Linked DNA regions of Homo sapiens: region 1 is linked to region 2. A link is a loop called in an ENCODE intact Hi-C map of the cell type or tissue named here. Cell type or tissue: Calu3. All regions are shown on one strand. Each heading gives the region's core, and the rest is flanking DNA. Links, peaks and the distances in the headings are about the cores only. Region 1 overlaps SP4 (Sp4 transcription factor). Region 2 overlaps DNAH11 (dynein axonemal heavy chain 11).

What was found. A loop is a pair of places that touch in the nucleus more often than their neighbours do. Peaks named below come from ENCODE experiments on the same cell type or tissue, not always from the same donor. Only the 100,000 strongest peaks of a DNase experiment are listed, where the experiment ranks them.
Region 1: a loop joins it to region 2, with 4 times the contacts of the local background. A loop is called at or near these places in 11 of 110 quality-filtered maps.

The regions. Positions count from the first base shown.
Region 1 is chr7:21,499,830-21,507,466 of GRCh38, forward strand. The region is part of intron 5 of SP4 (Sp4 transcription factor); the gene reads left to right. Among named protein-coding and RNA genes, the nearest start is that of MIR1183, 33 kb to the left of the region's middle. In Calu3, for the core only: no CTCF peak of the experiment used is centred there; a DNase peak (open chromatin) is centred at 4,402.
Region 2 is chr7:21,766,505-21,769,004 of GRCh38, forward strand. All of the region lies in intron 55 of DNAH11 (dynein axonemal heavy chain 11), which reads left to right. Among named protein-coding and RNA genes, the nearest start is that of CDCA7L, 180 kb to the right of the region's middle. In Calu3, for the core only: a CTCF peak has its summit at 961 (motif pointing left); a DNase peak (open chromatin) is centred at 987.

The DNA of each region.
Region 1 (7,637 bases), core at 2,907-5,406, 260 kb before region 2:
TTAGTTTTGAGAGTAGCAATTTGAAAAACAGATTATAGGCAGAACTCTGACAGTTAGATAACTGACTCTTGATAGGTGCTTCAGATACAGAAAGCTTAAAAGATCTGGTTTATTCCACTCATCCATTCCAATCTATCATTCCATTTGAAATCTCAGCAAATTTTTTCCAAGGGAAATTACTGTTAAGAATATTAAAATAGTAAGTAGTCGAATGTAGTTTCTGGAACATTGTATTTAAATCCTTTTAAAAGACTACATTTTCTTAATGTGATAAAGCATGGTATTCTCTTAGATAATCTAGGCAAAAGGAGCATTTTTTTTCCTATACTCAGTTTATTAAAAATTTCTTGGGATACATTGAGATTTTCATGAAGAAATGAAATTTGAAATTTGTTCTTGACGTACTTTGGATATTTGTAATGAAGATGTTTTACATATCTTGAGCCATATATTAGGTCAGCTATAATTTATTGGGCTTTAAATTTTTTATAAGGTTATATCATATGTAACTAGATTAGTTTTCTATTGCTGCCACAACAAATTACCACAAATTTAGCCGCTTAAAATAACACACACTTATTACCTCATAGTTTCTCTAGGTCAGGAGTTCAAGGGGCCTCAGCTGGGTGCTCTGCTCAGTTTCTCACAGAGCCAAAATCAAGGCTTTGGCAGGACTGCATTCCTTACTGAAGACCCTGGGGAGAAACCTGCTTCCAAAGTCGTTTGAATTGTCAGCTAAATTCAGTTCCTTTCTGTTGTAGAATGTAGGTCCTTGTTTCCTTGCCAGCTGGCAGTTGGGAGCCTCCAGTGTTTACACTTGGAGGCTGCCCACACTCCTTCTCATACTGTCCATGTGGCCCCCTCCAGCAACAGCAGGGCACGTTTCCCCTCACTATTCTAATCTCCCTGATTCTAGCTAAAGAAAGCTCTTCGCTTTTAAGAATTCATGTGATTACATTACGCACTACTGGATAATTCAGAATAATATCCCTATATTAAGCTCCATAACTTTAGTTAGATCTGCACAGTCCCTTTTACCATGTTACTTAATGTGGGAAACACACATTCGCCTGTCTGAACCCAAAGACTGCACTTGGAGACACAAAGAACAGCAAAAGCGAGACTTTTAATGGTGGTCTTGCAAGATGGGGCGTATGGTAGGCAGGCACACCCAGGGCAGTTACAGCAGTTAATTTACCTCCTAGCATGCAAATCCCTCCCCTAGTTCCTCATAGGTCGAGTATTACAGGGTTACAATCTTCCCGGACATCATCCAAGTTTCATTATCCCCCTAATAAGGGTGTAATCTTCCCTTCCCTGCTTAAGTTTCGATTTCCCAATAATGAAACTTTCTTCGCTTTTATGGGCTGACCCCTTCTCTACATTCTGTTTGCTCATTGTGACCTTCTAGGTGCGTGAGCCGTGCAGTTTGTTACATCCGCAGGCTGGTTGCCAGTATATTTAGATTTATCATGCCTTGAAAATAGATCATTTAAAACATTTTCTCACAAAGTCCCTCCTCTTTTCTGTTTACTTCCTTCGGTCTCATTTTCATCTAAATCCTTTTTGTCCTTGAATTGCTCTAGAAGTCTTTTACTTTCTCCATAGGAGATTGAGTTTAATTTTGTTTCTAATAGTACCAGGTTATTTTGCTGGTTAAGTCATGGGCATTTGTTTATTAATAGCTGTTTTAATCTCTGTGCTAGTCCCCCCACACAAGGGTTAATACAAAAATCCCACTGCTGTTAAGACTTCTGCCACAATTATGAGAGATGTAAGGATTGAGGGCTACCATGTCTTTCCATTTTCCAAACCAATCTTCTAGCCAACCCATAAATGGGTCATCAATTCCAGCATTTTCTGCCAGTTCATTGGCTAGAGTTGTTGGTCTTCGTAAAGCTTTTCTGATGGTCCCATCTGGGGCAGTATTGTTGGGAATGAAAGTACAACATTTCCCACCCAGCATAACACATACGCCCCCTTTTTCTGCTAGTATCATGTCTAGCGCAAGCCTGTTTTCCCAGGCCATTTGGCTGATGGCATTTAGCTGGCTAGCCACCCCTTTGAGGATGTCCCGAGTATAATCGATGAATCTCTGTTGATTATAATAGATGTAGTTAATCTAGTCCACATTCTTAATAGTTGACCACCAGAAGAGTGCTGACTTAAACCGAGCTGCTATTTGGTTTCGGGCCTTAAATTCATTAGGCACCCCCCCCCCCCCGGAACTCCTATAGAGTTAACATATATATTGGGATCAAAAGATACGTCAAATCTCTCCGGTTTTGGTAGCCGTGTGTATTTTCGGGTATCTTATGGAATACCAGGATGAAGGGAATGGCCAACTGGACTAAAGCACAAGTCCCAGTCCAATTGGACGGTAACAACTTATCATCCTTTTTTCCCACAGTACCACCAGACATCAGCCGTGGTGTATGGAGAGCTGAGTAATTGCCATTGCCTGACTCAACCTGTGATGCTTAGGATGTGGGTACAAGTTGAGAGTTCTCCCATGGGCTTATTGAACTCTGCCCCCTGCCTGGAGAGGCAAGAGGAGTAGTTCATATTCCCTGTAGAGAATGAGGGGTTCTGACCTCTCTCCACAATGCGGGAAAGAGCAATGACAGACTCTTACAAGTCTCATTTTCCCATGCATCCTTGTCTCGGTATAGAGCCAACATGCAACACATTACTTCAGGATCAGTATTCCATCCTAGGGGAAATGGAACCACCCATGCCTGAGGTCCTCCCGCAGCACATGCATAGTAGTTACTCTTGTTGAGGGCTTGTACCAAAAATGTGACCCACTCAACCCAGGCATTCACATCCCCATACCCTCAGTTTTTAAGGTTTGCTTTACATCCTTTACCTCAATTATTTTTAGCCTTTTAGGATCATTATTTGGTGGACTAAAGTGTTTACTAGGGCCTGGGCTTGGAGTAGTACCAGACACTTGGGGGGTTGAGTTTTTGATGAGTTTGAGAATAAATCGCCCTACAGGGTCTTTCCCTGTGATGTCTGCCCCTAACCCATATAACCAAGAGTCTTCCAGAACTGGGGCCAGCCCATGTTTTCTTTTTAGATTTTTCTCAGAGTTAACTTTAAGGGTTCCTTAGGTGACCCATGCACTTTCCACTGGTCTTTTCCCCTCCTTTCCAGGGTCTCCTTTACCAGTCCCTTGACTCGAGTATAGTGAGTCCACCTCATGCAGCTGTTCGCATGGCTGTCTCAGTGGTCAGGAGCACTTGATAGGGACCTTCCCAGCTTGGGTGGAGCTTGTCTTCTTTCCAAGTCTTAATCAGCACCAAGTTACCAGGCTGAAAGTGGTGAGCCATGAACTCAAGAGGTGAAGTTTGAGTTAGAAGTCGTTTTAACCTAAGGGATGACAGGGTGGAGTATATGGCCACTATATAATTTCTTTAAAAATTGATCCTTGGTTTCCATAGCCGGAAGATCTGTAGCTCTGCGCAAATATAGGAGCCCATATAATGACTCGTAGAGGGGCAATCCCAAGTCTTTTATTGGTGCTTGTTCTAATCTAAGGAATGCTATTGGGGGACATTTGGTTCAAGGCATTTTAGTTTTTAAGATTAGTTTGGTGATATGCTTTGTGAGAGTTTGAGTCATTCTTTCTACTTTCCAGAGGAAGGGAGATGCCAAGGGGTGAGATAATCCCATTTAATTTGTAAACCTTCCATAATTCACCTTAACACCCTTGAGGTAAAGTGGCTTCCATTGTCTGAATTAATATTTTCCATCAGTCCAAAGCTAGGTGAATCTGTTTTAATATTATTTTGACCACATTCCCAGCAGTGGCTGTTGGAAGGGGAAAGGCTTCTACCCAGCCTGAAAGGTAATCTACCATCACCAGTAAATACTTTAGTCTTCCTACTTTGGGCATTTCTGTGAAATCTACTTGAATGCTTTGAAGTGGTCTTACTCCGGAGGTCTTCCTGTTTTCTAATCACCTTTTTGTTTATCTTTTGACAAGTTAACACAATTTCCACATGCTTGTTTAGCAAGGGTATAAATCCCTATACACCCATAATTCCTAAGTATTGTATCACACAAAGCCTGGGGTCCCCATTGACTCCATTTGTGTAATGTAGATACTAGTTTTCTCATTAGGGGTTTACTTATTTCAGGAAGTACCCATTTGCCATCTTCAGTCTGAGTGACCCCTGTCCTGTCTAATTCTTCCTCCTCCTCTCTGGTAAACTGGGGCCTTAATACTAGCTTAGGGATGTTTGGGAGCAGGCTACATAGTCTAATTTCTTCGTCCAGGGAGGCTTGCTTAGCAGCTTCATCTGCAAGCCTGTTTCCTGTAGCTTCTATAGTGTTCCCTTTCTGATGACCATTTACATGAACTATGGCTACCTCTGCTGGAAGGAGGAGGCTTTCTAAAACCTGTTTGACCAGTTCCCCAGGTACCAATTATTTTCCCCTGCTATTTATTAGACCCTGCTCTGTCCAGATTTTTTCAAAAGTGTGTTCCAACCCATTAAGCATATTTAGAATCAGTATATATAGTGCCTTCTTTGGCTTTAAGGAGCTTTATGGCCGGGTTAAGACCATATAATTTACAGATTTGGGCTGACCAGCCATTAGGTAATCTACCTTTCTCACATAGGGAGTGTTTATCTCCATCAGTGACAGCATTGCCATCTCTCGTTCGTCACAACTCATCCACAAAGAGCCTTATCCCATCATGTAGTGGAGCTTCCCTAAGGTTTGGTCCTACTTTGGTTTGTTATTCTATGATATCTAAGCAGTTCTGGTCTGATGTCTTTGATCTCCTCTCCTTTCCATAGGAAACTGGCTGCATTTAGGCAAATATTTGTTGTTACAAGCAAATAATTTTTTTTCTTAATAATATGGCTTCATATTTTATGAAGAACGTGTTCAAACTATCTCCCGGCTTTTGGTTTAATATATTCCTGACCTGGTGTGGAGCGCTTACTATTAGGGCCCCAACAAAGGTTAGCTTTCTACTCTCCTACCAGCAGGGCTGTGGCAGCACTGCTTGCACGTATTTGGGCCACCCCTGAGAGACAGGATCGAGAAGCTTGGAGGCAAAAGCAACAGATTCCCTCTTCCCTCCCCAGGTTTGAGTGAGCACCCCAAGGGTGATCCACTGTTACCAACAGATGGAATGGTTTCTCTAAAGATGAGAGGACCAGGACCGGGGCTGTAATGAGGGCCCGCTTTAGCTCTTTTACCACCTGAATTTCCTTTGAGGACAATTGCAAGGGATTGGGTTCTTCTTTTAGTAACTTGATATATAGAGTCTTTGTCTTTTGATCATATGAGTCAATCCATAACCTATAGTAGCCAGTTAAATCTAAAAATTTTTGGAGTTCTCTTTTTGTCTTAGGCAAAGGCAGACCCACTATTCCCAGTATTCTCTCTGGGTTTATTCTTCACATCCCTTCACTAATCAGGTGTCCTAAATATTTAACTTCTTTTTCTGCAAACTGCAGTTTGTTCTTAGATACTCGCAATCCCCTTTCTCCTAGGAAATTAAGCTTGTGGTGGTTTCTGATACCTCGGTCCTCCTCTCCCCAGAAATTAAAAGATTATCTATGTATTGTAACAACTGGGTTCCCCTGGAAGGTTGAAATTCCTCCAGGACTTTTTCTAAGATTTGACCAAATACGTTTGGGGCTTCTGTGAAACCTTGTGGCAGCACAGTCCAGGGGTACTGTTGTTTTCTCCTAGTTATAGCATCTTCCCATTCAAAGGCAAAGAGGTTCCCTAATCCTAAAGTCTAGGGGACATGCCCAGAATGCATCATTTGGATCCACCACATTGAACCACTTACGTTCATAGGGTATCTTACTAAAGAGGGTGTAGTGTTTAGTCACCACAGGGTGGTAGGTCTGGACAGTTTGATTTATAGCCCTTAGATCTTGTAGCAATCTATACAACCCATCAGGCTCTTTGGGAGAATTGGAGTATTGTAACATGCAGGGTTTTAATTGTCCATCGTTAATCAATCCCTCTATTACCAGTTGGAGACCTTTTCTCCCTTCAGTGGAAATGGGATATTGTTCTCTGCAAACTACTTCTGGTTGTTTTAGGTTAATCTGTAAGGGTGTGATTTTTAACCCTCTGTTGCCTTCCCTAACCCTCACAAGGGGATTTAATTTTTCTTTCCTCCTCCTCTGTCAGGAGGCCCATCATTACTTTTATTTGTCCTTCCTCTATTCCTAATCCTAAACCCAATCTCACAATCAGGTCTCGACACAGGAGGTTAGTTCCTACTTCAGGAACAAGTGACGCCTCAATTTGTTTTGCTCCTGATGTAATTAAAATTTTCTTAAATATTGGAACCTGAAATCCCTCCCCTTTTACCCCTGATACTTTCAATTTTTCCTTAGAGAGTTCTGTAGCCCTTGGTTGGTGAATTAGGGAGGAGTGAGCTGCCCCAGTATCAACCAAAAATGTCACTTCTCCCTCAGGTCCCACCTTCAAATTTATTAAGGGTTCCTGGTGGGATCTACTCAGAAGGTGCTCCTGCCCCCGACTAGTCTTCATCAATAGTCATGAGGGGTATCACCTTTTCTTTTTTCCATTTAGGACATCCTCTCTTCAAATGCCCTGTCTTTCCACACTTGTAACATCCACTCATAGTCTTAGGACCTTTTCCCTGCATTTCCCTTCTTTCTTTGTGTTGAAATCTATAATTCCCTTGTCTCCTAAGTGGGGGATCTTGATGTAAGTCTTTTCTGACTACCTCTTCCACAGTGGAAACCATGATTTTTGCTTTTTGTTTCTGCTTCTCTTCCTTTCTCCTTACAAAGACCCTCTGAGTTTGCCTCAGTAAATCCTCAGTTGGTTTCTCTTTCCATCCATCAATCTTTTGTAATTTTTTGGTAATGTCAGGCCAGCTCTTAATTACAAAGTTAACCTTCAAAAGGCATTGCCCTACTGGGTCCTCTAGATCTAATCCGGAGCATTTTCTCATCTGATCTCTGAGCCTATATAGGAATGCAGAAGGAGTTTCCTCTTTTTCTTGTTGAATCGTGAATGTGTCCTATGTCCTACGAGTGGACTCCTTGATCCCTTTAATTATTAGTTCCTGGAGATCCTACATTTGGGCGCAGTCCCTGGGATCATTATTATCCCATTCAGGATTAACATTTGGAAATTTTTGTTTGGCTGGTGAGACTTCTTGCCTGGGAGGGTGTTGCCTCTCCCAGATGGTCATGTCCACTCTCCTGATCATTCCCCTTTCTCTTCCTATGAATAGGATATTCTTGATGGACATCATTTCAGCCCAGGTGTAAGAGCTGTATCCTAGGAATTGGTCCAGATGGTCTGCTAAACCGAGTGGATCTTCTAGGAGTGGTTTCATTTTTTTCCTGAAATTCCTAATTTCAATACTTGCAAGAGGAGCATTTACAAAGCCAGTCTCTCCCTGTCCCATGGGAACTCCCCTAAGAGGGAACATGCTAGGTGCCTGCTGTGTGGAAGGAATAGGGAAGTTCTCAATATCCCTCTTACAGTGTTCTTTTCTTAAATTTGGATAAGGATTTAGAGGAGCAGTTGGTTTGGCTCCGCCATGGTGTCCAGGTCTTTCCTCCTCTAACCCTCCTGCTGCCCCTTGATTTTCCTGTCCCCTATTTTGTGAGATG
Region 2 (2,500 bases), core at 1-2,500:
GATTATCATGAACAGGTACAACCCATTGTAGCCCCACCGTTACCCAAAAGGCATAACTGCCACCTTTCCAAAGCAATCCTTTTACATTTTGTTGTATATTGTATCATTCAGCGGCCATATGGTTAAAAATCTGGTCATATTTACATATTTAATTGTTTGTATGCAGCTAGCTTTATTGTTCATAATATCATTTTCCTTTGCTTCTACAAAAAAAAAAAAAGCAGCTATAGAGGTAAGTACACATGCAAGTATTCACCAACACCTACAGAATTTTGTGGAGGGAGACCTCTTCTCCTTTAGTCTTTTCCTGAAATGTTTATTAATCTAATTATTTGGTGGTGGATTGCTAGGGAAGAGCCGTCAAGCAACATCTAACTTGGAAGATATATATATGGTAGAGGCCTTAGGATATTCATATACCTCCCCTGTCCTTCTCTCCTCTACACTTGCACTTAAAACGTTTCCACAAATAAATGAAAATAAGAAATGATCTCTTCTAAAGTCTGCCAGAAACATTTTGTACTCTAACATCTGGAAAATCATTAAATGTGACAAATAATTGTCATAAATATTAACACAAATTTCGTATGTGATTGCCAGGTCTGCTGCATTTCTGGAATTTTCTAGGGCATCATTTTATCTTGTGATAGTTACAAGAAGGGTTCAAAATGCTGCTTTATTAAAGGGAGAGAGTCAGTATGTATCTTCTGATAGCAAATTTGTGTTTCATCAGGCTGGTTTGGTAAGGAAGAGAAAGGGGCCAGAGCACTTTGTTTCTGCATGTTACTTTGTCAAATGGTAGGAAATTAGAGCTAGTAGCATGGTTTAAGTTGGCATGTGGCACAGTGCTTTTTACAGTTTCTTCCCTTTGCTACTCTGTGCAGGCTTTTTCCTGTCCAGGTGGGTGCCACTTTGAAAACAGCTAAAGGAGTTTGATATGCCGTTGACCGTTGACATCTGCTGGATGAGGCAGGACTTGCATCGTGTTAAGTCCAGAGGGCTCCTGTCAGGTGCTAAGCTGGATCTGATGGTGTCATAACGCCTCCTATAGGATGCTGAGTGCCAAATAGGAATTTTAAAAACACTTTCCCATTTCTCTTGAACTGAATTGTGCCTCAAAACAAATGAGTCAGATGATTTCATTTCAGTGCAAGCTGCTTATTTAACTTTCCCACCTTCCTAATTTGTTGCGCAGGAGCAATAATTATAATTCAGAGTACAATGTGTCCATGGTCTTCTAAAAACCTGTGGTGTCTTTTCTGTAGAGGTCAAAAACAGCTTTTAAGTTTTTTGAATGAGCACTAATTTGATCACTTTCTTAGTTTTAATTTCCTTTTTTAAGACTGAAAGTTATCAGCATAATTTAGGCACTTCTTAATTATTGACGTCATTTGCTGAGTGTAAGGTGCTTACACAAGGTGACCCCCTTTGGCCACAGAGAAAGGAGTCGTTAAAGGCAAGCAGTTTTGTGTGTGTTGGCGTGTAATTTTCCATCAGTACACACTCAGCACCCAGGGGTACGGGTTGACTGCATCTAAATTAATGTTTGTGCTATTTTTCTGTTGCCTAATATTGAACTAAATGACAGCTGACAAATAATGACCAAAACAGTTTGACACTTAAGTATTTATCTGAAGACTTTGTGTCAACGCACACTACCTCTCCAAGGAGATTTTGAAATGGAGATGGGAGGAGGTGTGTAAGGAGGGAGAGAAGGAAAAGCCATCTGGGTAAACCTGGGAACAGTGTTGGAAAGGCTGTGAGAAGCTCGTTGGAGAGAGAACTGTGTGAAGAGCTTAGTGATTAGTACACGGTTTCTACAACGAAAAATCAAGAGAAGCTGCGGTGTTGAAAAACAAGTGATGTTTTTGCTTTTCAAGGTAAAATGAATCATAGACATCTTTGAAAGCAGAGCCAGATGAAAGGAGAAGTTACTGAATGGAAATGAAACAGTGAGCTGTCTGGTGAAGGAGTGAGATGTTTGTTGGATGGTGTAGAGTAGATCTGAGCAAGGTGAAAGAGGTCATCTTTGGGGGCATGTTGACCAACCGATGAGTTAAAATCCTCTGTCCTTATGTGGTGCCACTTAAAAGTAATGACACAAACTCCGTATCATCAGCTTTTTCAGGGAAAAGCAGTTATTCCCCATGCAACCACCTCTTCAATTGTTGCAGTTTGGTAGCTTGTGAAGGACATATTTTACTACTGTTTTCCACAACTGATGGCGAGAAAGTCCACTCTAAGAGGAAAGTTATTTTACTGCTATATTTAAAGACTTGTTTCCCCAATGGTCTGTAAATTCATTTTTAAAATGGCATGCCAAACACAAAGGGTATAAGACAACATTTTGTCAGTGATAGCTATCTTAGCAGAGTTTCTATCATATTAATGACTTTAAGCACAGTTCTTTATTTGAAATATAAATTAGGGTATACATATGTAACTAACCTGCACATTGTGCACATGTACCCTAAAACTTAAAGTATAATAATTTTAAAAA